Linked DNA regions of Homo sapiens: all the other regions are linked to region 1. A link is a loop called in an ENCODE intact Hi-C map of the cell type or tissue named here. Cell type or tissue: PC-9. All regions are shown on one strand. Each heading gives the region's core, and the rest is flanking DNA. Links, peaks and the distances in the headings are about the cores only.

Region 1 (10,170 bases), core at 1,909-6,908:
AGTTCTGCTCATATAATTGTGCCCCAAATGTTCATGGCTTGAATAGATGATATCAAGTGAAAATGTATATACTTATTAAGTTCTTATTATATTCTAATTATACGCTCCTGAGTTAAAATTTGATCCTTTGAGATAGACACACCTGTGGCAGGTGAGTAAAAACAAATATCACTTGTGGATCCTTTTCATTCATTACCAAAGCCCTCTCCAGTTTCTTGTATTCTTATCAAGGTTTCTCAGATGAGGAAAGTTGGGAAGAATGCAGGAAAATTAAACATGTTTCAAATTTACTAGTTTTATCACTCATATAAAAAATTCTTTAGTTAATTCTCTTTGTAAAATAGCAATACACAAAACTTCTCATTTGAGACAGTAACATTGTATTTATTAATACGTATTAATTTATTAATACGTATTAATAAGTTCTTATTAATACTTATTACAATACAATGTTATATTGTGTAATGTTCTTTGGGCATTTACATTCCAGGAATGTGCTGAATTTTTTTTTTTAGGAATTTTCAATACAATTTTTATTTATTTGTTTTTGAGACAGAGTCTCACTCTGTTGCCCAGTACAGTGGCATGATCTTCGCTCACTGCAACCTCCGCCTCCTGGGTTCAAGCGATTCTCCTGCCTCAGCCTTCCAAATAGCTGGGATTACAGTCACGCACCACCATGCCCAACTAATTTTTGTATATTTAGTAGAGACAGGGTTTCGCCATGGTGGCCAGGCTTGTCTTGAACTGACCTCAGGTGATCTGCCTCCCTCGGCCTTCCAAAGTGCTGGGATTACAGGCATAAGCCACCATGCCCAGCCCAATGCAAATTTTTAAAATATGTAAAATTTTAACTATTAAATGCTGCTGAGTAAGAAGCATTTAGATATTTAGATTAAAATGTTATAACACTGAATAGTTTCCAAATGTGAAATGTTAATATTTCTTTCTCTTTGAAAAATAAACTATAACTTACACATAAAAATCTAAAATATAATTATTTTCAATTTTTGAAGCATGATAAGGGATTTTGATGCATTATGATTGAAAAGTATTTATCAATATTCTGAAAATAGCTCATGAAAATTTTGACTGTGAAAGTTTCAATTTAAACAAAATCCAGTGTTATTAACTTCCTCTGTCTCTAAAATGTCCACTGAAAGGCATTTGCCTCTATTCAGAAATTTTTAGAAATCTAAACATCTGATTTTAACTTCTGCGTTGACTTCTTTTGACCCTAAACCTACCCACCCCTCCACTGTTCCCCCCGCCTCTCTTTTATATGGGATCATAGGGATCGTAGGGATATGAGACCCTCTAAACTTCCAAATTTGCTTTTTAATTACTGTAGTATTTTCAGCTATAGCATAAATTTTTAACAAAAACGGTCAATGTGATGGATTTCTCAAGGCAAGATTGAGTCTTGTCAAATATGAGCAAACACGACTGAAACCCAATAGATGCTACTTTTCAGCAGCAGGAACAGCCCAGGTACTCTTGGGTGGCCCTGATTTCAAGCAAATAAATCAGTATTTCCAGCCGCAAAGGTGACACTAAAGCCAGAGCATACATCATGACCATTTCAGGCATTTAGATGTGGAGAAGTATTATTTTCTTCTCCAACAAGGGTGAGTGATTCAGATGAAATCATCAACCTTAATGAACCTGTGCTTCTGCTGCAGGGTTAACAAACCAAACCCCAATGAGTCACAAGCAGCTCCCTAAGGATCCCTCCAACTGCGAGGCAGGAAACATGATTCTTGGCATGTCCAAGGTAGAAAGCACCTTGGAGACCCTGCTGTTCACTATCTCAAGTTTTTCCACTGAAGCACCCTTAGAGCAGAGCAGAGTTAGAAGAACTGACAGAAGAAATCTGCTTAATTATCTAAAAAAGTCTTCTAAATCTTTCCTTCTACTCTATTGTATATCTTTGCTCTAATATAAAAAACACATTTTAAATTGCATACCACTTCAATTATTTGACTTTTCTGTTTAACCCTCATCAAGTTTTTAAGTAAAATGAATGCTTTCCTAGACTGCACTATGTTTTCCTTGGGCCACGTAGCCACTCACGTCTGAGTATGAAGACTGCAGCTTGGTCCAGAGTCGTCTTTTAGGATTGGGTAGACTGAGGACTGGACAGGAATTGTGACTTACTCTAAATCTCCCAGCTAGCATGTGACTGTGCAGGAACTAACACTCAATCCTTCTAACTCCCAGACTTACCCATTTTCAAATAAACAATTAGGCAATGAGGCTACCCGTAGATGGCAGCCAAATGTATTTCAGAGAGCCTTCACTTTTTACATTTTCCCACTTTGCAAATAGGAAAGCTGGTTGATCTTTTATTCAAGAAACTGTTTAGGACCTCATGTGCTGTGTTTAGATATAACACAGGAAGGGGAGGGCTGAGCCAATTATCCGTGAAGCATCCATAATCTACCTACTGACTTGCACATCCACTCACTCTTGGTAACTAAAGTGCTTCCCTTTCTAAAGAAAACCACTGGGGAAGCCAAAAGCATCAGCTAAGATAGATAACTGTGAGCATGATCGTTTAGGAATGGATATGGTTTGAACTTATTCATGTTTAGAGAGAGTGTCAAATTGAGAACTAGGCAGATTCACCTACTCTACAAATGACTCTGAAGCAAATTGGTTGAAGAAATTAGATCTGAAAGATTCTTGGTGGAGAATTTTGAACTTTTATCAGTATATCCATATTTAAAAGGAGATAAAAGAAGACAAAATAAAAAAAATTATTGCAAGGCTGACAGAACAGTTGGATTAAACATCAGTTCAATTAAAAAGGACTAACAGATAAATCTTTTGAAGATAAATTTTGACTCCAGTTCTTTAGAGAAACTAAGGTGACCTTGATGGGCAGTGGAAAGAATCATGACATGTGAAATTCCTTGAATAAAAATTTATTGACTTTAAGTAAAAAAAAAAACTGCCAGCTTGGGACATGGATTTTTTTTAATCAATTTTTTTTTTTAAATATTGGAACTACTATTTGTGAAGCTGGGTGGAACCTTGGAATGCCTGTTAGTAGGCTTGCTGGGAAATTGGTTATAGCAACCAGCATAGTAAAGAACTCATAGTCAGACGTAATAAATATTTGCTGCTGATGAGTCATTCGTACTGGAAAAAGTGAAGCAGACAGGAATATCTCCGCCAAATGCTGCAGGTTATCAGAGTGGCCTTAACCAAAATTTCCATGAGTAATGTTGCAATCTTCTTACCATGGCTTGGTAAGACCTCCAGGAATGATAATGCCTTATACGAGTGTTCTGTTTTAAGTCCTCCAAATCTTCCATAGACAGTATGTAGATAGAATCTCAGGACAACCTGGTAGAGAGGAGGAAACTGAAGTTTTGAGTTCATTGGCTTGCCCGAGGGTATAGGGTTGTATAAGCTGTTTCTTTTGATTCTTAGCAGTGTGGATTCAAGTAAGCAATCATTTCTCATTTAGAGGCACACTTTCGTTAAATGCTAAGTAAGTCATTTTGATTACCACCAACAAGACACATTTCAGTAAGCAGAACATCATTCACATCTGCACATACAGAGGGTTTCATTGTAATCATAAAAATTGTTTTGCATTTATTTCATCGTTAGTTAAAAAGAGACTGTATTGGCAAAATAATACTTTAAATCGGAAAGCATTACTGCATGGCCAATTTGCTTTTTCATGCATGCCTTTTGGTGATTGGAATATGCAGAGAGCATGAATAGGTAACCCTGTGATAATCTGCATACCAGTAAAAGGTATTATTCAGACCCTACCTTTTTTTTTTTTTTCTTCCTCATTTTATCTTGTCAGGTTGGGTTTGATTCAAAGTCATTGGTTCTCTTAGAGAAGGAGGTCAGACCAGTTTAAGGAACAAGGAGCAGGAGAAGAGCAATTGAAGCCTGCACGTAGGAACTCAGATGATAAAATCGTTTTGGAAAATAATGAACAAGTAACTTGAGAGCTTGTCTTGAGGGTGGTATCACAGGTTAGGCCAGGTTATTAATTTTCCTACTCAGCAGTATGCCTCTTAAAAAACACTTACAGGGAAATGGATATGTTTTTGAAAGAAATGCAATTGGCAGAAGGGAATGACGGAACTGCATGGAGTCCACAGGCCAGTGGACCTGGGAGAGCAAAACTACTTCCATGTAAATAAGAATTGCATAACTGAGAAAATACCCAAAAGATACAGCTAACAGGACAGTGTTTAGTACACCAAAGTCGATGTCTCAAGATTTCTTGGTTCATCTTTATGATGCCAAAGCACACACCCTCTACCTCGTTTGTTTCAGTCACCCTGGGTTCTTGTTGGAATGGCCCAGGGAGCTCCATGTAAATCATGAGCACAGGCGCCTGTGCAGGGTGTGCTCCTCAGATTTTACATTTCACTCCTCCATTCACAGGATTTAGGGGGGCACTGGCCCATTCCTCAGCTTCCCCTTCCATAAAATGTGAAGAACCACGTGTGCATCTCAGAAGTTGCTCGCGCCCAAGGGCAGATCAGTGACTGTGATTTCGCCTTTCTCCCCATTTCTCTGTTGCACTCCTCAAAGTGGTGGCCTGTTGTTACCATGGAGACACAGCACAGGGTGACCTTGCTTAGAAATGATGACAACTGGTGACGGCAGGGAAGCAGAGCCCAATAGTGACGAGCCTCTGAGGAGCGCCCCCCGTCTGGGAGGAGAGGAAACAGAAGGATCTGTTCCCAAGTAAAGGAAGGGGCGGTAGGATGCAGGATTTCATGAGTCCTGCCTGATGCATTTAGCAATAACATTACCTAATAACTCGTGGTGTCACATTTTTACAGAAGATATGCTTTGTTGCCAGGGTTTTTTTTTTTTAATTCCTCTGAACTGGAGGCTTTAAACACAGTAAATATTTGTTGTTGATTTCAATACCTAGCAGTTAGCTTAATTTCCTGAAAGATAAGAGGAATTGTTGACTCATTCATTTCTGTAGGCTACTTCATACTTGTGGTTTGAGTCATTGCTCATCGATGGCGATTTTTAGAAGTATGGCAGTACTTTCTTTCTTTCTTTCTTTTTTACTTCTAGGATGAAAGTAATAACAACAAAACAAAATCTTGTTTTAATAAATTACCCTCTTCCTGTTCCTAGATTACTGGGTTCTGCTTTTTCTGCTGAAGTCAAATAGTGGAAATTATATTTTGTTAAATATTAATAAAACCCCATCACCTGTGTGTGAGATCCTGCTGCTATCTTTCCCACAGTGTTCAAGTAAGTGACTAGCATTCTGTGTCCTTCTGAGGTCTTCTGAACCCTTGGATCCTCCAAGCCACATATCCCATATCAGGTTCTGTGCTAGAATAATTGGTTTCTGCAAAAATAGTGGGATGGGGCTGGATGTGGAAAGAGTTTGGACAACTGGATGGCTCTTTCTGGTAGATTATCTCCGGCATAGGATCAATAGCCAGATCACAGATCTTAGGAAGGAGACCTGTGGCCACTGCCTCAAGGGCTCAGGCCAGAGGAAGGCCTGCTCTCTGTGACCTGAGTTCAGACATATGTTAACCCCCCAGGCCAGAGGAAGGCCTGCTCTCTCTGGCCTGACTTCGAGATATGTTAACCCCCAGAGTATGCAATGCTGAAGGTTCATGTGACTCAAAAATGCAGTCTTTCCTTGTGAGAGAATACCAGAGCCAAGGAATGGGGCCTCTTGGAGCTTAGCCTTAATGAGAATCATGTTCACATCTTCTCAGACTCTGAGCAATCTTTTCTGCTGATGGCCTTCAGGACCCAGCACTGCCCCCATTCAAGTTAGAGACCCTTTTCTAGGTCCAGGACCGCAGTATCTCCCACCACCACATCATGAAGACTGGGCTTGGGTGTGCTGGTGAAGTCTTGGTGCACAGTGGCATTCTCTATATATTCTGTGCTAGGAGAAGAGAACATGTAAAGAAGAAGAATAAAACCTCTGGGGCACCAAGTCCCCCAGCTTTTGTCCTTTTCACAGTCCGGGGCATAAGCATTCCAAATCTACCTCCCCAGTCCTCTTCACCCCTGCACCGACTCCTCAAGGCGCTGAGTGCTACAGGCAGAACCTGCCACCTTTTCACCCTCCCTGAATCCCCTTTTGTGCTCCCTCCTTGGTTCTGGACTTGGGAGCAGGAAGAAAATGGGCTCCATGCATGTCCCCCTTCCCCCGATTCAGATGCTCCTTTTAGATCCCACGGCTCAAAAGGCCTGCTGACAAATCTAGGCCAAACTCAGCCGAGCTGGTAAGATTTCCAGAAGAGTTCCTAAAAATACACTTCTCCTTAAATCAGCCTTGCCAATCACTGTACAATCACAGAACTTTAAGGACAGAAGTGGCTCTAGAAATTGTTGGGGCCTCTCTGTTTTAAAGCTAAGAAACTGGAGTCCTAGCGTGCTGAAATAATAGCAACAACAGCGGTTGAGAAAGATTTCAAATCCCATCGAGAAGATGGAACAGAGCAAACCATGAAGGCGGGCACAGACTGTAAGCTCTGTGGCGTATTCATTCATTTATTTGCTCATTCATTCACTTGCTCACTCAGCAAATATCTATTCACTGCTCACTGTGTTCTAAAGTTAAATGTTGCCCTAGATGTTAAGGATACAGACAGACCATCCCCTTACAGACATTACAGTCTGGTTGAGAGAGAAAATGCACAGATAAACAAGTATGCATGTGAGTGTTAAATAATGATAAGGACTTTGGAGGGAAATAAAGCACGGTGAGTCAGAGTAAGGAGGTAAGACTGATGCAATATTACATCAGGAAAGACTGCCCCATAGGCTGACCTCCAAGCTATGTGACTATCTGGGACAAAAGTATTCCCAGCAGAGGGAACAGCGAGGTCAAAGCTCTAAGGCAGGATGTCCCTGGCTACTGAAGGAGCAGTCAAAGGCCAGGATGGTTGGGGGGAGTCAGAAAGTATGGGGCCAGTCACCGAGGTCAGTGTAGGCCGTCAGAAGACTCTTGACAGTCCCGCTCTGTGAGGTGGGGAGCCATTGGAGGTTCCTGGGCAGAAATGTGACATGATCTGATTACATTTTCAAAGAGTCCCTCAGGATGATTTATTGAGATGTGGCTGCAGTGCGGCAAGGGTAGAGGCATCAGTAGACTGGTGAGGAGGCTTTGCACTCATGTTGTGAGAGAGAATGCTGGCTCCAAGGCAGGGGCCAAGTGCAGCTGGTGAGAAGTGGTCAGACTCTGGCGCCGTTAGGAATGTGGATCCAGAGGCATCTGCCATTGGATCAGATGTAGGGTATCGGAGAGAGGGAGGAGGGGAGAAAGAAAGAACACAAATGTCACTGTCTAGTGGGTTTTAAAGCCATAAAACTGTACAAAAGAGTGCATTTGAAGCCATAAAACCACACAAGAGAGTGGTTAAACAGAGGCCTGGTGGATTTTGCAGCCAAACTGCCTGTGTTCCAGCCATTCCTTCTCCTCTCCACCTTCCCCATCCACAGATATGCTAACCTCCTTATTTTTTTTTTAAATTAGCACAGGCCACCAGGCATAAACCCTTGGATCACTCTCATCTTTATTTTCTTTCCCTTTAAAAACATTATCTCAAACACTTCTCAGTAAGTGTTTGTTCTGAGCTCTTCGAGGGTGTTGTCTTGCCAATGAAGATGCTAACCCCATCCCAGTAATCTATCAGTTGGCTCCCCACACTGCTTCCTCCAACACTGTCCAGCACCTGCCTTTTTCTTCTCCTTGATACCTGTGTGCATTCTTACTGCACCTTCTCTGCAGCTATTCATTCCGATAGAAAGGAAGCCCCCGGCTCTTCCCTCCTGTGCACAGCACATGTGATTATGATGTGCTGAGCCCATGATGGATACAAACCCTCTTGGTGGGGAGTATCAGCGATGCCCACTTCTGACATCATTCACTGCTGCCACTTGGCATGTTCACACTCACACACATGCACACACATCAAGAAATTTAACGATACACTCAGAAACAAATTGCAAGATCACAGATAAAATTTCCACCCAGGAGAGAACAGCCCTTTTATCCACCTCCTCAACTGCCGTCACCTCCATGTGTACTAGCCTCATACCTCAGGCCTTTTTGTTCTTTTAAATTGTCCCATCTCCAAGACCTTGACCTTTGAAATTTGGCAGCACCCTTTTTCTGCCTCTGCTTTCCACTGGCCAAGGGTAGATGGAGACAGCATAACCATTCATCTCAGAATAAATTAACGCTCTTTCGCTGAAGTTGTGCCTCCTGGGCCACTTGAGATTCCCTGCCTTTCTCTTTCCCTGCCATCTTCTGTAACTGCCCACCAAAGATTTCCCACACTTCAGGCACTGGCTGGAAGGCCCCAGCACCACTTTTGCAGCAGGTAAAACAGCTCTGATTTGACTGAGACGATAAAGGCTGCAGGACTGAAGCTGCCCTGGTTTCATTTCCTGCTGTCTAGCCAGGCTGCATCCCTCACTTCCCACCTTCTGTGGGTCCTGTGAGTGTGAAATGAGTGTCTCGTTTCCTCGCTGAGGCTGGGCCTCCATGACAGCCAGCCACCCTGTCCTTCCCCCTTCTTGAGGCCAGTGGCCGCACGCTGGCCCATACCTCTACCTTGCCATCTCCCCAAGCTCTTGTCCTGTTTTTCTCCTTCCATTAAAATGAAAGAAACGTGGGAAGGGTCAGGGGAGAAGCAGGTGGTCTCCCACCCTCCCAGGGGCTTCAGAGAGTGCACCCTTAAAACTCTCTTTACAAACCTGAGGTTCCAAAAGGGTAGCTGCTCAGGATCCCGCAGGCACCAAAGCATCTCTGACTTCAGAGCAGAGAGTGCAATCCCTGCCTTGCCGCCACACTGTTCTTGCAGCAGCAAGTGCTCCAAATTCTCCAGGCACTGAGTGCCTCCTTCCCCAGCTCCAACAGCGTCATGTCACAGAAACCACCCCCTTGAAAGCCAGCAGGGACTTCCCCTTCGTGACACCTAGCCACCACAAATTGTCCACATGCCTTGATCTCTCCGTGGCAGTGGCAGTGGACGCTTTTCGCTACTCCCTCCTCTTGAAACTCTGAACCTTTCTCCCTCACTGTTGCATTATTGGAAGGATCTTTTGTCGCTTTCTTTTTCTGTGGTTTGCCTTACTCCTCTTCCTTCTTTCACCTCCAAATCACTAAAGAAACTGTTCTTGATCCAGTCCAAGCCTTCCTGTTTTCTGTCCTAGATGTATACAAATAAATCCCTTCTCCCTCTCTTATTTTTGCCATTCCATGGTTTTAGCAGTCATTTCCATGGCCATGAACTCCAACTCTGGATCCATGCCCATCACTTCTATACCCGTTTCTAGCTGCCTTCTGCTTTCTCCTGGGCAGAGCTTTGATGTCCTTCTGCACACACAGGACCCACATTTTGAAGTCCTCCCTCGCTTTTTTTTTTAATAATTTTTTTTGAGACAGAATCTCGCTCTGTCCCCAGACTGGAGTGCAGTGGCACGATCTCAGCTCACTGCAACCTCTGCCTCCTGGGTTCAAGCAATTCTCCTGCTTCCGCCTCCCAAGTAGCTGGGATTACAGGCATGCATCACCACGCCAAGCTAATTTTTGCTTCTTTTAAAATTTATTTTATTTTATTTTTTTGGTAGAGTAGTTTCACCACGTTGCCCAGGCTGGTCTTGAACTCCTGAGGTCGGGTGATCCACTCGCCTCGGCCTCCCAAAGTGCTGGGATTACAGGCTTGAGCTGCCACGCTCGACCTTGAAGTCCGTTTTGATCCATCTATTTCCTACACGCCTCATTCCCAATCCCCAAAGATGAATTTGCTTCTAATGAATTGACCTCAGCAGTAACACCTCCGTTTTGTTCTCACCACTGCAGTGTAATTTTTGACCTTTCTGCTCTACCATGGCTGTAACCTTTAACCAATTTCCCCTCCCCTGCCAACCTTTTCAATTCTAATGTATCCTAGGTGGTGCTTCCAGAAAGAGCTTCCTCCAGCTGGGAATCTTGTCAAGATCCTGCCAGTGTTCCCCACTGTCTACTATACTAACTATGCTGATGTGTTACACCTGGGCCTACTTAGTGATACTTAGGCAGACAAAGCCCCTATGTCACTATTCATAATGAGGACCACACTACCCTGAGGGACATGGTGGAAACTTAAAGGACCATTTTTAAAAAAATTGTCCAAATGCCTGGGGGGCATC
Region 2 (10,170 bases), core at 2,156-7,155, 140 kb before region 1:
ATAGAATGAGGAAACAACTTCTCTAGATGGATGGCCCTTATCAGCGCCTCCAGAATCACACCTGTAGGTCATTGTTACTTCCATTTGCATGTGTGGCCAGCTGTGTTGGTCCGTCAGGAATGCAGAAGACCAATCTGCCCCACATCTCCATTGTTGCTGGACTTCTCCATTTATACATCCTAACGGGCTTCACACAGAACCTATCCAAAACAGAACCACACAAGTTCAAGTTGTATTCCATGCTCCACATCTCAATGAGCAGTTGTTACTCAAGGTTACCCAGACCACAGGTTAGTGAGTCCCATTTGGACTCCTCTCTACCTGCTCTCCATTCAGTTGTCAAGTTCTATCAACTTCTTTTTCAATTTCCTTTCACATTTCTCTTTCTTTCTAGCTCCAATACTATTGCTCTAATTCAGGCTACTTTAATTTTTTCCTAGTCTGGAAGAATGTTTTATTCATAGGACATTTTCAATAACTATCAGTTAAATGGCTGGACGACTATAGAAGCTTCCTTTTAACTGGCAATCCTGCCTCCCAGACAATTGTGCTATATGCCTTTCATTTATACCCCATGCTTTAATGAAAGTTCTAGAACATAAAGTGGATCATGTCGCTCTTGGAGGTAGTAGCACTGCACACACCATACACCCCATCTTGCTTGTCTTACCCAACATGGTCTCACCTGCTCTTCAATCTGTCCTTCCAAGCACTTACGTAGCATCTGCTGCCTCCACAGGATCTACTGGACTTTGTTCCTCAGTGTTCATCCCACGCCCCAGCCTTACCAAATTCCTGTTTCAATCTGACCCATTTCTGGGAGTTATTTTAGTATCACATCTTTACCTCCACTCGGGATATTGTTTTTCACTTAGGCCTTGTGCCAGATTATCTCTTTCCCCCTTTCTGTGTTCTGGATCACAGGGGCTTCGAAGCCTGGGAACTACATTTCCCAGAAGCCTCCTTCAATTCTGTGAATAGGAAGATCTTAAGTGAAATTCAGAGGTAGAAGAGAAGGAGACAGAAGTATTGTTCCTGTGGCAGCAACAGTCAGGTTTAGGGACTTTTGCAGATGGCCTGCGTGAGATTTGACCATGACTTCCAAGAGTCCTTTTGTAAATCACCTATAGGGCTGTTGCAGGCATCTGAGATCTTGATTAAAGTTTCCTGCAATTCCTGAACTTCCTGATTTCCTAAATTCTTTTTTAATATTTTTACTTTTTAATTATTAATTGACAAATTATAGTTGTAAGTTTTCTTAAATTCTAAAAGCAGCTCTTACTGACCTTTGTTCCCTTAGCCTCCCAAAGGTCTTGTGAACCTTAAACTCCCTGCATCAAATCTTTTCTGCTGGAAATATCTGCAGTGGTTTCTCCTTTCTCAACCAAACCTTGACTACCACAAATCAGGCAGTCTATTATATGGAAATGATTTTAAGCCAAGTCTCAGCTTCAAGCTTGCTAAGATGTAGCCTTTTATTCCCTCTGTGGTTGCAGAAATCTATAAGATTCCATGCCTGCTTACGTTCCTGGCTTGTGTTTTGGGTCCATTGCATGCATTCAACCCCACGTGGTGGATCCCAGCCCACTTGGCTAAGACTTTGGTGCCTTTCCTAAATTTTACTGGCCTGTCATATGAGGGAACTTAACTCTCACCCCTTAACTCTCATGCCTACTCTACCTCTTGAAGTCGTGCTCTGAATTGGACAACCTTTCTGGAACCAAAGGGCTGCCATCACTCAACTTCAATATTTACTACTGCCTGGAAACATCTGCTCTAGTTCTTTACTCATTCTTTGGCTATAATCTCCTTTTTGGTTCCAGTCAATGTGATTAACCATTAAATCCTCGCCCCCTCTCTCCAGGTGACAAATCATACGCCAACTTTGCTGTTGTGACCTGGTCATGCCTCATCCCTCTTTTGTTCTAGTCTCTTTTCTTCTATTCTAGTCTGGACTTGAAGTCCCAGCACACTCCTCAGTTGGGCCTGTCAAGGTTATAGCATTAAGCTAATAACATAGCAATTCCTTAAAAGCATAGCATTTTTCTATCCTGTCATTTCACTTCAAGTCCTTCTTGTAGCCAGCCTCAAGTTGGGATATAACTTATAATTACAAAAGGAAGTTACTAGGATCATAATGCATATATATTATATTATTGAACATAGAAGCATTACTCTGGTCAGAAACACTCATGGCAGATCTTCAAATTCCTGATGGCACCTGCTCTTTTCTTGCTACATACAATATTACATCATGGTAACTTGTTTTACTTTTTTCTAATATACACTATTTCCAAGAGCGTATTCATTGTCCTGAGGAATCTCTCATTCCATATTTCAGGGATCAGTGATATGTGTATACTCCACTTTTGAATCAGCCCTCTGTAGTTCCTGTGTGATGCTGAAAGAGTTCTTTCTTTTCTCTGGCATTCTCTCGGCTTTTCCTCTCTGGAAAATTTTTGTAACCACATGTGTACATTTAGTACCACAGACTTTTCTTCAAGTGATAATTTATGGAAAACCAATCCATGTGCATTACGAGTGCCAATGTTGTAAGTCCATATAATCATATAATTTCAGGATCAGTTTCAGCCAGAAAACAGAGAAATCAATCTTTGGTATGCTGGCACAATCCTCATATCCACATTCAGAAGGGGATACTGAGTGGGAAAAATCATGGCAGTAATCATTTTACCTGCCTCTGCTCTTAATATTTCAGTGGAGAAATAATTTCTGCTAAAAATTAGGTATGGACATGCTACCTATTCTTCTTGGAAATATTTTAAAAGAGATTCCACCCACCTATCACATGGTTCTGCAGGATGAATCATGAGCTCTGTAATGCCACCAAAAGGCAGATTCTCACACATTTGCTCATGGACCTCCTGGCTGGAGAGATTGGCTGTTCAGATCTGTCATGTTTAGTCATGTACCAGTGATGTGCACTTTCCTTGGCACAAGGGCAATGGGGTCACTCCATTCGTCTTCAATGTCTGACTTCATTTTAGGGCTTCATCCTTTTCTTCTCTCTCTTGCCATCAAGTCTTGCTTCGGTCAGTTTCCAAAATCCAATTGCCTGCTTGCTGATGAGGGTTTCCATGGCAACTTCCATTGGTGGCATTATTGCCTCCATTGCTCCATTTGGTCTCTGCTTTGTGGCACTAAGCTCTTCTTTCCAGGTTAGACCTAAACATTCCTGATTCTCTTTCCAGCCTCTTTGTTCTTATATTGTGCTTGACTTGGATCAGAGCCTCTCTGAGTTCAATTTCCATATTGAATTTTGTTCTCAGACCAACCAGAGAGAATCAGAATCCCAGTCCACCCTGCAATAAACATATACCCATTCCTGGACCCCACCTAGAAATAATTCTACATGTTAACTACTTGAAAACTCACTTAATCATCATTTCTTTCTTATTGTCTTATATATATCTTTTTTCAGGTGCATTCCTCTGGTTGGAAATGTTTATTAGTCATTCACTCCTTAGTGTAAAATGACTCTATCACCCAGTGAGAAATTGGCAGTCCTGAATAAAGGTGGAAGATTGAGAAGTGGGCGTGTGGGGCAAGAGGTCATTTTTAAATGTAAAAAACTATGAAACAAGAAGGGAGATGATTCCTTCTATAGGGAGATGTTCCAAAAACATAAAGATTCTAGAGCTGGAGGAAATGAGACAGCACTTTGAGGAACAGAGTTTGGCGGTGCTGTTGATAAAGGAAGGTAAAAGGACAAAATCATTCAATTTGTAGACTTCTTCAGCACATTGGTGACAGTGCCTGCAACTGACTACTGGAAGCCACTGCCTTTTGCCCTTGACATGCTTTGGTAGGTTGTGTTGCCTATGTTTGTGCTGTATGTTACCAGATACAAATTTAAATCTTCCTCATGTAGTATTCTTAAAGAAACATCAGACGCATTTCAGATCTATCCCACTCTACCTAGAAGATGGACTTCGTTTCTTCCTTCCACATTCTTATTCTCTTTCCTCCTCTCCACTTTAATCTCTTCAGGAAAAGGCACATCAGTAGCCAGGCACAGTGGCTCATGCCTGTAATTCTAGCACTTTTGAGAGGCCAAGGAGAGAGGATTTCTTGAGCCCAGGAGTTCGAGGCTGCAGTGAGCCATGATCACCGCACTGCACTCCAGCCTGGGTGAGAGAACGAGACTCTGTCTCAAAACAAACAAACAAACAAACAAAAAGGCACATCAGTAACCATTCTCATAAGGCTTGTTGCCTTACTATCTAGAAGCATATAGTTAACAACATAAACACAAAAAGGAGAAATAAACACACAGTCTACTTAGTCACATAGGATGAATAGGTATTTAGAAATCTTTGAAATACCAGGCATCTTGCTCTTTACTCTCTTATAGTAGAGAGTAAAGGTTCTGTCTGGACTTGGCATGATCAGAGTGTGGCTCCTTATCCTGCCTCTTATCTGGCCAGAAGCCCTTGAGGAATTTATTTAACCTCTTGGAGCCCAAGATTATCCAGGGAAAAGGAGAACAAAAATACCTCTCTCTTAGGGTTGTGAAGATAAAGAGATAAAATTTGTAATGTGTCTGGGAGTGTTAATCCATATTAAATTTCAAGAAAGGTTATATTTAGTACACACTGGTGAAAAAAATAAAGACTCTTTAGTTCTCAAGATCTTTTGTCTTGAAATTTTTCTATCAATATCCATCTAAAAATTTATCTAACAAAATAATTATTCAGTGACTCATGTGGACCAGCCAGTATAAAATTTGATATCATTCCTTTTTCTGGATTTCAGTTGAGTATGCGACTTAGACTTATTTTGAAACCAAATCACGGGAACAGAGTCACCTTCATTAGACTCATGATATTTGTGCTCTTGTTGGCTGGTTTAGCATTCTCTGCTTGCTTACTGTATTTGAAAAACCAGTCATGATTCATCATAGAGTCTCAATTGTCTTGAGAGCCCATTCGTTTCAATGCAATCAATATTTATATGCCACTTTCTGTGTGCAGAGGGTTGTGCTAGACACCCAAAGGCAGGGAGTGGTTAAAGAAGAAAGAATAAAACACTGTTCTGTTTCAAGAAACAGTAAATATGGCTGAGAGCCAAAGCATCAAGCAGATGACTAATAGAAAACAATGAAGTGAATGCGATGAGCAAGTGATATGAAAAATATGGAGAGAGAGAGGTTCATTCTGGCTGGGGAAACCAATTAGTAGATGAGGTAGCATTTCTACCTAACCTTGAAGAATGAGCAGCACCTGACCTGGGAAGATGGAAAGAGAGAGACACCTGTGTAGACAAACAAGGTAAGCATCTATTAATATATTGTCATATTCAGGGAAATAGTGAATTTAGCCTAAGGTATAGCTTTGGAAGCACAGAATCACTAAATTTTATAGCTGGAAGGGACTCTAGTATCCGATCCACTCATTTTAAAAGCATGTGTTCAAGGAAAGTATGGAGATATGTTTTGAAAAGCATGCTGGATTAATTCATGGAGAGCCTGGAATGTCATTTGAAAAGTCTGGACTTCATATCACAGGTGATGGATATTTTCCAGAGGTTTTTGAGTAGTAGAATTGAATGCATTTATAGCTCTTATTTCTGCTTTGGATACTTCTATAACAGTTGTTCTCAAAGCTGGACCAGTATCTGGAGAGTTTGTTAAAATACTGATTGCTGGCCCCCAATTCTAGAGTTTCTGATTCAGTAGGTCTAGATGGGGCCCAATAATCTGCATTTCTAACAGGTCCTCAGGTGAAGGTGATGCTGCTGGCCTAAAGACCACATTTCAAGAACCACTGCTGTATTGCACTCTACTGGTTCTCAACCATGGATGTTCATTAAGGTCATCTGAGGAGCTTCTAAAAAGTACTCAGGCCTGTGCCCTGCCTCAGACCAGTTGACCGGGAGGCCCTGAGGATGGGAAATAGGTGGAGGTCGTTTTTCAAAGCTCCCAGGTGATAACCCAGGTCAGCACTTCTCATATTCTCTCGTGCATAGGAATTTTGTCAAGATGCAGGTTCCTTTTTAGTAGGTCTGGGTTGAGGCCTGAGGTTATGCATTTCTAATGAGTTTCCAGCAGATGTCAATGCTCCTGGCCAGTAGACCAGCAAGGCTCAAGGAAATTCAATATTCTTCTTCCTTTTTCTTCCCACTTTTCTCTCCAAGTTTCTATTTAGTGCTTGATTCAGTCTCTCTGCCCCCAGTGCAATGTCTCAATGCAATGCTGCCCCAACACACCATCCCTGAACCCCAATTTCAATTATGCCTCAGAAAAAAATCAGACCAGGCCAGGTGTGATGGCTCATGCCTATAGTCCCAGCACTTTGGGAGGCTGAGGCGGGCAGATCACTAGAGGTCAGGAGTTTGAGACCAGCTGGCCAACATAGTGAAACCTCATCTCTGCTAAAAATACAAAAATTAGCTGGGCGTGGTGGTGTGTGCCTCTAATCCCAGCTACTTGGGAGGCTGAGGCACGAGAATCACGTGAACCCAGGAGGCAGAGGTTGCAACGAGCCAAGATCACAACACTGTACTACTCCAGCCTGGGAAACAGAGCGAGACTCCAGCAAAAAAAAAAAAAAAAAAAAGAAAGAAAGAAATCAGACTGACTTGGGATTTGGCCAGCCATTGAGTTGATCTGGAGATGAGACTCTGGGCAGACACTGATGCAATGCAGGTGAGTGTGCCCCCAATAGCCCAGGCCTAGATGACTCCTTCTGTCCCCACCAACTCCTGCATGTGGTGCTTGGCAGGCCACCCACACGCCTTCATCGAACCTTTTCCTTACAAGCTCCTGAGCTCTGCCTGCCCACCTTCTCTCAGCAAGTTGCTTTTTTGCACAAATTACTCTTTTTTATAAGCATAATTCCCAAAGAGAGAATAAGAAGCTTTCTGGCGTATCTATTAATCATGAGGGAGATTGGAAGCTGGGAATAAGGAAAAGGGAGAAAGAGACCTATAAACTAAATAGAAAATGCCCATCTGAAACAAGCCTTCTCCGACAGGCCCCCGGTAGGACCTGCACTCCTGTCCCTTACCTTAGATGCCTCTTCCCTTTTCTTGCGTGTGTGTTGGGGCGGAGGACGGACGGGGTTAGGCAGGGGAGCAAAGAGACTTTTCCCCTTTTATTTTCTTCCGTGAATTATGACAATGGTTTGAAGTGCTCTTGCCTAGAAAACTGTGCTTGGAGGAGTGAAAATGAAAACATTTCAAGGTTGTAAGGTGAATCTTCTTCTCTTACAACCTTGGGTAGATCAACACCAGGACACCCAAATTATTTCGATTAAAGGAAGATATCTGAGTACAAGCTGCACTGTGCTGTTAATGAACAAAGAAAGAAAACAGTAATTGTTTTGCTAAGCTGTGTTTATATGAACAAAAGCCTCAGAAAGAGTTTAGCCCTTGAAATTCTTCATGGGACCTTGCGACATCACCACTTAGGAGGGGGAACTGATAATATGTTTGCTGATTATATGTGGGTGAGGACATTTTTGCAAGGGTTCCAGGGGCGACTTCCAAATGGACATGAATATAGACTCATGCAGAGGCTGCAGGAATTCAGGCCAATTGTGATACTCTGTGATACTCACAAATTTGGGTCACTCTCTCAATTAGTTTAGCTCCTCATCTGTGTGAGTACAGAAACAAAAGCTACTTGGAGGCCTTGTGGGTTGGCAGAGCATCTTAAAATACCCTCCTAAAGAGGCAGTGCTGCAAATTCAAAACAGACTTTCAAAATAAACTCAGCAGGGCAGCACTCCGGGGGTGCTTCCAGAGCCAGCCCCCACCCCACCCCCAGTTCTCAGTTCTAGGTGTTTGAAACTGCAGTACCCTTGGCTGTTACAATCCTCCCCTCCCCCATGAGCCTGCTTCTCCCTGGAGGAATCAATCATTCTGCAATACAGCTGAGATTTCTACCAGTCCAGATGCAAGCTTTCACAAACCCGACACGCCCCCTGTCTTCTGTTAGTCATTATCAATCTTCCCGTTGTGGTGGAGGGAATTAGGTGTACTTAGTGAGCTCTCAAATAAGTAAGTGGTCATGTGAAAAGCCAGGCATATGATACATACAGTCGGATCAGGACTTTAATCTTGGAAGTCGTCTGGGACATGGGGTGTTTTGCAGTAACAAGGACAATTCTCTCAGAACTAAATCCAAATTCTGTCTGTCCTGTTTGTCTCAGGCATTTCTGCCACCAGAGCAAACTTTTTATGCTTTGGAGCATAAGTACAGATCATCTGTTGTGCTTTAAAGTGGGTGTTTTTTTTTTTTTTTAAGGAGCTAATTCGGTTGTGCAATACCATCAAGAGGCGCCACTTGTAAATTATATTTAGGTGTGTGTGTGTTCCTCCCCTCGCGGGGCTGATGAATCATATCCATCTTCGTGTCATTATGTAACTCTACACTTGCAAGAAGGGCTGCGAGCCCCTGCCATACACCAGAGGCTCCTGCCCATCTGCGCTCCACCCAGCAGGAGGGTCTCTGCTCTTCCAACACCAGCCTTGGCCTCTCTGCGGAAAAGCAAGTGTAGTGACTAACTCATCCTCTGTTCCCAGTTTTAACTGAAGGTCCTGTGTTCAAATGGGATCAGCTGGCCACACTACCTGGTCTGGCTCTTTGCCCATTTCTGGCCTCAGGCGCTGAGGGTGTGGACATTAGCACGGGTCCTATGGGCTTGGGGTTCCATCCAGGCCTTCCTGTTCTAACAAGAAATCTGGAAGACTGCACACCCTGGAGGCAGGAGGCAGGCCTGGGGTACAACAAGATCTGCTGTGGTCGTGGAGAAGAGGACAGCACTCCCTTTCCTCGTGGAAGTATGGACAGGTGTGAAGGAGTTCCCTGTGCCGAAGCAGACAGGGGCCCTACAAGTGAGAGGTTGCTATTTCTATTACATGGCAGTAAGAATGAAACCAAGAGTCATTGTGTATGTGGGGGAAGAACACAAGGTTGGGAGCCAAACTGGGTTTATATATTAGTCATGCCACTCATTTATTGTTTCTGGGATGAATTATTTAGTCACTGTCAGCCTCAGTTTCCTTGTCATTAAAATAGAAATCATAAGTACTATACTCAAACCTCAAGACAGTATTTTCTGTATTAAAAGGCCATCAAATTCTGATTTGCTTCTCCTAGACTTCAGAATAAGGGAGTAACCTTGGCTTTTGGACCAGGCTTGCTTAGTCTCTGGTCCCTCTTCTTCCCTCCTCCTGCCCCATCCTGCCGTCTCTTGCAAATCTAATGTGCTTTGGCACTCAGGCAGTTGTTACTCTGTGTGCTCATTAAAGCAAAACAGCTGCTATAACAATCAACCCCCAAACTTCAGTGGCTTATTGTAATAGAAGTTCTCTCAGAAGTCTGGTGCAAGTGGGGAATGGGGTGCTCAGCTCCACTTGGACATTCAGGGACCCAGGAACTCCATCGTCCTCAGCACATGGCCTCTAAGGGTGAAGAAGGTACATCCACTTGTCTTGGAAGGGACACATATCACTAGAGTTCATTGACAAAAAAGGTAAACTCTGTAAAATGTTGGAAGAGATTTATTCTGGGCCAAATGTGAGTGACTGTGGCCTTTTACACAGGCTCAGGAGGTCCTGAGAATATGTGCCCAAGGTAATTGGGTTACAGCTCAGTTTTATACATTTTTAAGGAGACTGAAGTTATAGGCACAGACATAAATTATTAATGGAAGGTATACATTGGTTTGGTCCAGAAAGGCAGGATCTCTGGGTGAAGGAGGGGGGTGCCTCACAGGTCATAAGTGGATTCAAAGATTTTCTAATTGGCAATTGGTTGAAAAAGTTAAGCTTTTCCTAAAGAATTGAAGTCGGGAGAAAGAAATGTCTGAGGTAAGATAAGGGCGGTTGTGGAAGCCAGAGTTCTTGTTGTATAGATGAAGCTCCCAGGTAGCAGACTTCAGAGAGGATAGATGGTAAATGTCTCTTACAGGATCTTAAAAGGTGTGAGACTCTTAGTTAAATCTCTCTTGGATCCTGGAAAGGGAAGGGGATGCTCTGCAGAATGCAAATTTCCCCCACAATTTGCATGGCCATTTCAAAATAGGTCAAATAAATATATTTTGCAGTAAAGTACTTTGATTTCCTTCAGGGTTTGTTATCTGTCTTGTGATACCATACCAGAGTCAGGTTGGAATTTTGTATCTTACTGCCACAAAGAGTCTG
Region 3 (10,170 bases), core at 3,358-8,357, 120 kb before region 1:
CAATGAATCATTATTTTAAAAAAGCCTTTTCATTGGTAGTGTGTGCCAGCGTACCTGTAAGCATTCATGTTGAGAGTGGCATAGGACTCCCAGCCACTGGTTTCCCCCACTATCCCCTGCTCCATGCAATGCTGTTAAAAGTGGAAATGGGGGCTGCCTCTGCAAAACAGGTGACCAGATGGTGCTGTTTTGACGAGTTGGTAATGAGATGAAGACGGATGCCTTCCCAATATGCTGGAGGTGGAGAGAGGGGCTGATCACCTTCAGTGTCCTCTTTCTCTCTGCCAAGCCCTTCACCCTCCCCACACGCATTCTTCATGCTTTTCAGAGATGGGGGAAATGTCTCATGATTCAAGTGCCTTCTAAAGCTCCTGGGAGACATTCACCTAAGGCTGGTAACTAAGGTTGGTAATGTCATAAGTGCCTAATAAATATCTGCTGACTTGTATCTCATTCTTTCGAGAGCTATATCCTATAGAACCTGCCCCAAATGAAGGAGATCAGCCTCCTGACAAGCTGCACTGAAAGTTAAAAGTGGAACTCAGGAAAATTATCTTAAAGCTGCAGTGTGAATGTTTATTTGGTTGTTTTGCTCAAACGTGGGCTTTCTGAAGAGTTCAGTGCTTTTCTCTCTCCCTTTTGTGGGTGGCTCAATGAAATGGAAAAGCTTCAACTTTAATTCCTATCAGAGTAAAACTGTAAGTGGTAGAAGTTATTGACTTTCCCTTTTATGGAATAAAAAGTGCCTTGATTATTGAAATGCAATACCACATTATGAAAGTCCCAAAGGAACAGGAGGTTTCTTGTTTGAGAGGCACGCACTGAGCCAGGAAGTCTAGTGCCAGTCATTGCAGAGGAGAAGGAGAGCATCCCATTGCCTGCCAAACCCCCTAAGCACCCTGCAGTGGGCACTCCCACATTTCTCCCTGGCATTTGGCATCCTAGGCTGTCTGAGCTGAGGAGTCGTTCCATTGATGTTGGTGTGTGCCATACGTCACCCATAGGCCTGCTGAATACAGAAAGTATTCCCCAAGGAGATTAAAGGAAAAGAGAGAGCTTCAGGCCCCTAGAATCCCCATGGTGGAAAAGAGCAAGAGGCAATTCTGCATCTGGGAAGCCCCCAGCCCCATGTCATTAAAGAAGAGACAGTTTTCCATTCTAGCTGTTCTTGCACCTATTTCTGACCCATACTTGCTGTGTAAGTCTGTTTTCACACTGCTGTAAGATACTACCCAAGACTGGGTAATTGATAAAGGAAAGAGGTTCAATAGACTCACAGTTTCACATGGCTGGGGAGGCATCAGGAAACTTGCAATCGTGGCAGAAGGGGAAGCAAGGCATGTCCTACATGGAGGCAGGAGAGAGTGAGAGCGAGTGAGCAGGGGGAACACCAGACACTTATCAAACCAGAATCTCATGAGAACTCCCTCACTATCATGAGTACAGCATGGGGGAAACCACCGCCCCACCCCCCACCCCCGTGATCCAATCACCTTCTACTGGGTCCCTCCCTCAACACCTGTGGATTACAATTGGAGATGAGGTTTGAATGGAGACACAGAGCCAAGCCATATCACTTGGATCAGGTCAGATTGGGGGAATTTCTGACCAAAACTCCTGACTTCCATACAATGACTGATTCTAATGGGTTTCCCTCACTCCAGACTTTCCCAAGACATCTCTTGTGAGAGTTTAATGGGAAAATAGGCACCAGCAAATGACTGCTGAATGCCTTGCTGGATTTAGCAATAGTAGCAACCTCTATATGGTGATCTTTTCCTGTGTGCCTGGCACTGTGCTAAGAACTTTACATACCGTTATTTGCCAAGGAGCCAGACTAGGAAAGTCTCCTTAATGTGCAGTTACTGGTGAGAAGACAAGGTCCAGTGATGTTACATTAGGTACCCAGGAGCACACAGCCAGAAAAGACGACAGTTGGAGTGTGAATCCTGGTCTCCTGATTCTAGAGTCTCAACTCTTAGCTACCATACTACATGACGCTACAAGTCTAAAAAAAGTCTCCAAAAATGTTGGCTTTCATCCCTCCATTTCCCATAAAATGTCCACTCCTTTGTGTTCTCTTTTCTGCTTTATGCCCTCTGTCTGAGTCTGTTCAGGCTGCTCTAACAAAAACATCATAGACTGGGTGGCTTACAAGCAGAAACTTATTTCTCACAGTTCTGGAGTCTGGGATGTTGAAGATCAAGGCATCGGCAGATTTGGTGTCTGGTGAGGGCCCACTTCCTGGTTCCTAAATAGCTATCCTTTCTCTGTGTCCTCATATATGGGAAGAGGCCAGGAAAGTCTCTGGGACCTCTTATCAAGGCATTAATCCTACCTCCATGACCTAATCACCTTCCAAAGGCCCCTCCTCCAAATACCGTCATGTTGGAGGTTAGGTTTCAACATGGAAATTTTTTATTTTTTATTTTTGAGACAGATTCTCATTCTGTCACCCAGGCTGGAGTGCAGTGGTGCAATCTCAGCTCACTGCAACCTTTGCCTCCCAGGTTCAAGCATTTCTCATGCCTCAGCCTCCTGAGTAACTGGTATTACAGGTGTGCACCACCACGCCTGGCTAATTTTTGTATTTTTAGTAGACACAGGATTTCACCATGTTGGCCAGGCTGGTCTTGAACTCCTGACCTTAAGTGATTGGCTTGCCTTGGCCTCCCAAAGTGCTGGGATTACAGGCATGAACCACCGTGCCCAGCCTCAACATGGGAATTTGGTGGAAGACACAAACATTCAGTCCATAGCACCCTCCACTCTCCCATCAAACTAGATTAGCCCATATTAATTAGTTCATTAAATATACCTACTGTTTTGGCACACTAGGTGCTGGAGTTCTACTCGACTTCACTGGATACTTATGCTAGCCCTTATTGCTGCCAATCATTCCACGAGCACAAGAAACAGAATAATGGTCTCTTGGTCTAGCCCAATGGGAAGGGTCCAAGAAAGGGGAGAGTGGTGGGGCATGGGACAAAGGAGCCAAGGGAGACTTTGGCCTGGGCTTTGTGACTGCTATAAGCACAGAAAACTTTGCCAGTGGGCAGTTTATTTGGCAAGTTTGAGCATTAAGAGGTAGGATTATGCTAGCTATGTTGATCAGGTTACCATCACCTTATCCCAGCGATCACTTTCAGCATCACGAAAAATAGGACCACCTGTGGATCCTGATGCAATTTGCTACGAAGTATGCAGCAGCATCTGTGCAGTCATTTTGCCAAATGTATACAATAAATTTTATCTAACTTCCGGTTTATAGAAAATATAGGGGTTAGAGAACCAAGATAAATGACTCAATGAGCAATAATCAGACAAATCCAGAAGGTAGAGCATTCCCCAAGACCCCTGCTAGTCTCTCCTCCTGGTCAAGAACATGAAAAGAAACATGCAGGGAAGGAGGTGTGGATGGGCTGATCGAGGTTAAAAGAGAATAAAGAAATATAATGAGTAAATGCAATTTGTGAACACTGATTGGCTTCTGCTTTGAATAAATGAGTCATAAAACTCACTGGGGCAACAACTGGGGAAATTTGAATAGAGAACAGGGATGATATGATATGCAGGTCTTATTAATTGTGTTAGGTGCCCTATGGGTATTGTGATTATATAGAACAAGATTAGTTTATAGAGATGCTACTAAAGTCTTCAGAAGTAAAATGTAGTATCTTGAATTTACTTTAAATACTACATTAAAAAATTAAAGTATATCCAGCAAAATGCTAACACTTTAAAATTCTAGGTGATGGGTATATGGTGTTCATTATATGAAACTATCATAACTATGATAAATCTAATGAAATGGAAAATTACAACCTTGGTTTGGCAGTGTGAAAGCAATGTAGTGATTTATAAAACCTCTTTAGGGGATAATTGCCATGAGTACAATGGTTATTAGGGACATTGTGAACATGTCAGATTCATTTTGGGGAGTCTTTTTGATTTTCAAACCACCATGTCCAAGTGCACTCAGAGGGCTTCTGTGCAAGGAGCGGACAGAATCTCCTTGTGTGTCATGGCCCAGCTTCAGACGCACATGGAGGGAATATTGCCTGAGACTCCAAAGATCCCCACAGCCAGAGGCCTCCATGAGGCACGTTTGGGAGGCTGATCAATCCATTTCACTACCAACATTCAGCCCCATCACAGCAGGGAGAGGCAGCAGCTGTGGTGGGCAGGGAGGATGCCACATTCCTGACCTTCAGCCATCACTTCCTCTATCTCTCTTACCTCTTGGGATTTCACAAGTGGCTGTTCCCTTCTTCTGCTTTCTTCCATAGGCTGGACCCATCCTCTTGCCTCCCTTACAGGTCCATGGCATCTGTCACTCAGCATTTCTCCCACTTCACTTTTCCAAGCTTGCTCCACTTCCTGATGCTTTCCACCATTTCCTCCACGGTTTTTTTTTTTTTTCCTTCAAGCTTTTCTTGCTGAATTTTTGTACGATTCTCCTGTCCCATTTTTACTCAACTTAAGAATTGTATCACGATTTATATTGCGGTTCTCTGTCAGCTTTTTTTCCCTAGTACCATCTGCCTCTTTGTAGAAGACTGGTGATATACAGGCAGATACACACACAGACACACACACACGCCTTTGGTAGATGTCATGTCAAGTTTGAGTTTGTGCATGTACTGAATGACGCTTAGGAAAATGCTTAGTGAGGAATGAATTTGTTCTTCAAAACCAGAGCATACATTTAACATTTGGATCATATTTGTGAGTTTCATTTTTGTTTGCAGTAACAGTATTTTTCTCTCAGTGGTAAGAGCAGCTCATATTCACCTTTCCCTAATGCTGAATTCTCCACTTACTTCCCTTATGTTGCATCCCGGTTTGTTTGGGGTAATTTAGGTTTTGAGCCATTCTTCTCTTGTTAGAGTCTATAATGCCTCTTCTAAATTGAAATTCTTCCTTTAGGGAGCCAAGAACTCGGATGCTTCTAAATTTACATCTGGGTAACAGATTTGCTACAAAGTTGGACTACTGGGGAGCAAATTCAATGTTTCAGAAATTTTACAAAGAGTTACATTCCTCAAGGTCTCATCCAGTGAGTTCCGTCACTGGGGACAGATGGTCTACTTTAAGTATAATCAGGAAGTTTCAGAAACATGACATAATGTTTATCTCTCCTAAGATTTTTCTCTTTGATTTGGCGTCTGAGAAATACTCCTTGTGCCCATCTCTCTCTCTTTCTTTGGCAGATTCTGACAAAAATAATGTCTAGAAAGGCTTTTGCATTGTCTTTTATAAAAAGAACATATTTGCTTCTAATAATACATATTGGCTATACTTTAACACTTTTAGATCACATAAGCTCAGTTTCTTTTTCTCTTATGAAAAATAATGTGCTTTATTTTGAGCAAACGAATAAGCCACAAGCTCTCTGAAAAAAGATGATTATAGGAGAAGAACCCAAAAGGTAATCATTTTGGCCCAGAATTGTGATCAAAGTTGTCCTTTATATCTGTCCTACATCTGACATTTAGACACAAGCTCTCACTGCAGGGAGTCTCATGAGAGCGTGCCTAGGATGGCAGGAAGGATGGCATTTCTTAAGATGGGTCTGACTACATGATGTATGTTCAGTAATTTACAAAAAAAAATCTGAAATGCAAATCAAATATAAACCATCTTCATAAGAGTAGGAAAATGCTCCCCGCTCCCAGCCAACTGTGCCAGCTCTTTTGAGGAAATAGTATTTATTGAGAGGAGATAATACATGTTTGAATTTTTCCAATTGTTCTTTATGCTGAATATTCTTCATTTAAAAGTAGCTCACATATTTTTTCTGCAGTCTTTAATTGCAGATGAGTTAGGTCTACAACTTCTTTGGTGCCTCTGTGCACACTACAGTTTGCACACACACACCCTGTCACTACTCTCTTTTATTCTATAGGATCGTTTTATGGAGTTCAAAGTCCTCAAAGCTTGCAGGGAAGGGAGGAGGGCTAGGGAAAAGGACGATTGTGCTAAGCCTGAGTGTAAACTCCCCTGGAGCAGAGAATGACTCACATTCTCTGTGACATGAGTCACTCCCATGCAAAACTGGAGTTGCGAGCTACTACTTTGCCTGTAGCTGTTTGTTTGTTCAGAGGCAGATGGAAGGCAGAGGCTGCGCAGAGAATGGAGAGCTGTGTCTGAGGAGCCTTGGAACATTCACCCAGGTAGAGGAAGGCCACCGTGTGATCACCTTTTCTCCTTGGCTATAGCTCAGAATATTCAGTTCCCTAAAGTAAGGCACTGCTAGTATTTTTTACCTAAGGAACTGAACCAGAGAGAAGGTTAATTTGCAAAACAAAAAAGAAAAAAAATTGACTAGCAACCGATAGAAATTGATAGAGAGGGAAAAGGGAAAAACTAATGGGGTAAAAACTCAGAGGGTTTCTCTATCAATTAAATTAAAGCTTTCTCATTTAATGAGAATTGATGCTTATTATAACTGTGCTTATTTATTCTTAGCTGTATATAAAACAGTAGAAAGTTGTTGATTTAATATGAAAGTTTAGAAAAGATAAGGTATTAATTCTGCATTCTAAAAACTCATTAACCAGGAGTGCTTGATTTCCTAGAAAGAATGGAACTTCGCCTGTCATAATTATTGAGACGATAGATTCACCTCTGATTTCTCAATTATAAATAGAATCATCAAATGCTGAAGGCAAGGACCTTGTCTAAACAATCTCCACTAGGTTATGTATTTGAAAGTGTTTGGAACTACTGTGAAAACTCGATAGTTCTTAGGTCTTAGTTCATCAAAACCTAAAGTGAAACATACCTCCACACATAGTGTGGGTGTTCATCCCTACATATTCCACCTCCCCACACTGGCCTCCTCGAAGGAGGCTTGGAAGAGTCTATGGCTGGCTCTGCATTGGTCATGCACGCCTCCACGGCTGCTTTGCTCTGTGCCCCGGCTTTCCTAGGTATCTCCTCTCAGCCTGACCTCCGCTTCCGCTTCCTGTCCCACGTCTCTAACCAACAACTTAAAGGGACCCTACCCAAGGAATTGTAACCTGTGGAATTTCCCTAAAGGGAAATCTCAGATATAGCTAGGGGCTCAGGGAATGCAACTAACATGCAACTTTGGGAAGATGGGTTTTGCTTTTTTATCTTAGACTTTTTTTTAGTTTGCCTTGAGAAAAATCAGAGCTGTTCTTTAGAAAAAAACAAAAAAATGAGAAGGTAGCAGGTCTTGTCTTCAGTCTTTCCCATTTCCCAAGAAGCACCGGATCAGATCCTCTTAGGACCATGAACTCTTCACTTCCTACCTAGCTACCTAGCCCAGATTTATCATGTCAGTTACCTCTGTAATATGGTGTTGGTTTATAATAGCTTAAAAATGAGTGTTGTGGCTCCCTGCTATATTTTCTTTTTTACTGGTTCTTCTTGAAAACTAAAAAATAAAAATAAAAAATCCTAAAGGAAGAATTCTCTAGTTGTAAAGTTTTGTCAACATAGTCAACACTGAGGGAAGCATTTGAAAACCTTCCCTATGTCCTTTGTCATCTCATATAAGCAGCTATTTATCTGTAACCACTCCCAATATTAGGCCAACTTGTATTTGATCATACCACATAGCCATTAGCTGATTTGGGTCTCAGCACTCTTGGTAACATGTTAGAATTCTTTGAAGGACCTTCCTGCCATCAACACTTCCTAAATTCCCCAAACCCCTGTGCCGTTGAAATCTATCCAGGAGGGGAGTCTAACATGCAAAACTGCATGTGACTCTTCAGCAAGGTGGAGAACAGGAGGCAGGTATGATAGGTTTGCTGGCTTCTGGTTTACTAGTCCCTGGTACAGATGAAATGAATAATGTTTGTACTCAAGTAAATGTACTCACCTTTCTTTAATTCACAGATGATGTTTTGTTGACAGCTAAGATTTAACTTTAACTTACGGATTTCCGTATAATTTTACAATGCAGTTACTTCCTAGGATTCATTCTAACTATGATTGATACTGAGTAAACTCTCTTTTATTTTTGCTTCATTTAATTTCTCTATATGTATAAAGTATAATGGGAATGGTTTTACCCTGACTTATTTTTCGATAGTTCAATGATGGCTATGGAGGAAGAGTGTTTAAATGAGTTTTTTGGTTTGTTTTGATTTTTTTGAGACAGAGTCTTGCTCTGTCACCCAGGCTGGAGTGCAGTGGCATGATCTCCTCTCACTGCAATCTCTGCCTCCTGGGTTCAAGTGATTCTCCTGCCTCAGCCTCCCGAGTAGCTGGGATTACAGGCTCCCGCCACCATGCCTGGCTAATTTTTGTATTTTTAGTAGAGACAGGGTTTCACCACATTGACCAGGCCAGTCTCGAACTCCTGACCTCAAGTAATCTGCCTTCCTCGGCCTCCCAAAGCACTAGGATTACGGGCATGAGCCACCACGCCCGGCTGTGTTTAAATGATTATTGATGTGGTGCCACGTGGAGTGGGAAAAGGGAGCGGCTGCTCTGTCTGAGCCTTCAGAAACCTCGCCTTAGCAGCAACAGCTGGGAATGAGCAGAGTCTGCTAGGATCGCACCTCCATGAAGGAGGGGTCTGAGCTAGGGCCAGATACCCGTAGGATCCTGATACTGCCTTCTCTTCTGCTTAGAGGACTATAACCATGTTATCCCAGAAATTGTGCATTAAAAACCATGAAGCTCCTCTCCCTGCCTCTAGACATGATACTTCTTTTTTTTTTTTTTTTTTTTTTTGAGACAGAGTTTCGTGCTTGTTTCCTAGGCTGGAGTGCAATTGTGTAATCTCAGCTTACTGCAACCTCTGCCTCCCGGGTTCAAGCAATTCTCCTGCCTCAGCCTCCTGAGTAGCTGGGATTACAGGCATGTGCCACCACGCCTGGCTAATTTTGCATTTTTAGTAGAGATGGGGTTTCTCCATGTTGGTTGGTCAGGCTGGTCTCAAAACCCTGACCTCAGGTAATCCGCCCACCTCAGCCTCCCAAAGTGCTGGGATTACAGGCATGAGCCACCCCGCCCAGCCTAGTGATACTTCTTATAATTACTCTTGGTGCAGCCACCACATGACGGCGGAGGATGAGGAGGAAATAAGGAAGATCTCAAATAGGAACAAATAAGGAGGTCAAGGTGCAGGGCTAGAGGGAAAGAACATTAGAAGCAAAGTATTCGGAAGGACCCTGACATAGAGCTGTGAAGGTTACATAATGACAGTGGTACTCATTAGGCGAATTTCAAATATTTGAACCCTCTAAACTTACAGGCACATGGTAGCATTGTGCTTCCCCCACCAATTTAAATTTTGTCTGTGTAATTTGCTTTAGCAATAAAATATGTGGGAAGTGATGCATATTTCATATCTAGGTAGAAGCTTCAGGAAAGAACGCAGGCTTCCCTACATGCTCTCTCTCCAACATTTGAGAAAATGGCTGCTTCATCAGCCTGGGTCCCTGAACAACTCCAATGAGCAACCTGTGACGGGCCTGTGGAAGGACTGTAAAATTAACTTTGTTGCTTTAAGCATCTGAGATTTGGGAGATGTGTGTTATTGCACTGTAACCTGACCAGGCCTGACTGATCCTGAAGGAGCAGATAGAAGCTAAACAAAGGCTAAAAAAAGCAACATGATAAGAAAGAAAAGAGAAAGAAAGAATTGGTAATGAAAGAGAGAAAAGAGAGGTCAGGGAAGATATGGAGAAAAGGAGGGAGCAAAAGGGACTGTAAGAGGCAAGAGAGAGGATGATGAGAAGAAAGAGAAAAGTGTCCAAGGAAAAAGAACCTAGGTGTCTGAGGATGCAGGTGCCCAGTAGCTTGCAGTGATAACTTGCCATATGAAGTGAGGGCATGGGCCTTGATGTTAACTGCATACTTTATTTCATAACTAGTTGGCAGCACGTATTCTGTTACTTATTCCTCAAGCTATATATTTGAAGCCATCATTATTTTTCCGTTGAAAAAAGCTAAAAGATATGGGCATTGGATGGTGTTTGGAACTGCACAGTGTAACTATATTATGAAATAATAGTTTGTTGCAGAAAAGAGCCTGCCAAGTGGTCTAGTTCTGAGTTCTTGAGCCCTTGCCCTCTGGTGCTATAAGGCTTCTTCCTGGTTCCCTCAGGGGCTGCTCCCTGAAACAAGGCAAGGCAGACCAAGCAGTTGATCTACCTTGATTCTCACCTGAGCAGTTGCATTTTT

Evidence for each region. Hi-C counts contacts between places; a loop is a spot of excess contacts. Peaks named below come from ENCODE experiments on the same cell type or tissue, not always from the same donor. Only the 100,000 strongest peaks of a DNase experiment are listed, where the experiment ranks them.
Region 2: a loop joins it to region 1, with 8 times the contacts of the local background. A loop is called at or near these places in 6 of 110 quality-filtered maps.
Region 3: it touches region 1 in a loop (2.6-fold over the local background); 3 of 110 quality-filtered maps call a loop at or near these places.

What each region holds. Positions count from the first base shown.
Region 1 is chr13:97,253,366-97,263,535 of GRCh38, forward strand. The region is part of intron 1 of MBNL2 (muscleblind like splicing regulator 2); the gene reads left to right. The region is part of intron 3 of LOC101927385 (a long non-coding RNA gene); the gene reads right to left. Among named protein-coding and RNA genes, the nearest start is that of MBNL2, 36 kb to the left of the region's middle. In PC-9, for the core only: a CTCF peak has its summit at 4,683; DNase peaks (open chromatin) are centred at 3,156, 3,926, 4,736 and 6,766; H3K4me3 peaks cover 3,544 bases; H3K27ac peaks cover 5,000 bases.
Region 2 is chr13:97,117,686-97,127,855 of GRCh38, forward strand. No RefSeq gene overlaps it. Among named protein-coding and RNA genes, the nearest start is that of LINC00456, 57 kb to the right of the region's middle. In PC-9, for the core only: no CTCF peak of the experiment used is centred there; DNase peaks (open chromatin) are centred at 3,476, 4,396 and 5,016; H3K4me3 peaks cover 1,302 bases; H3K27ac peaks cover 3,029 bases.
Region 3 is chr13:97,135,732-97,145,901 of GRCh38, forward strand. LOC124903197 (a long non-coding RNA gene) reads right to left here. Exons shown (of 3, transcript XR_007063844.1): 1 at 6,788-10,170; 2 at 4,240-6,277; 3 at 1,304-1,344. It also overlaps a transcript of MBNL2 not described here. Among named protein-coding and RNA genes, the nearest start is that of LINC00456, 39 kb to the right of the region's middle. In PC-9, for the core only: no CTCF peak of the experiment used is centred there; DNase peaks (open chromatin) are centred at 6,050 and 6,960; H3K4me3 peaks cover 2,548 bases; H3K27ac peaks cover 3,112 bases.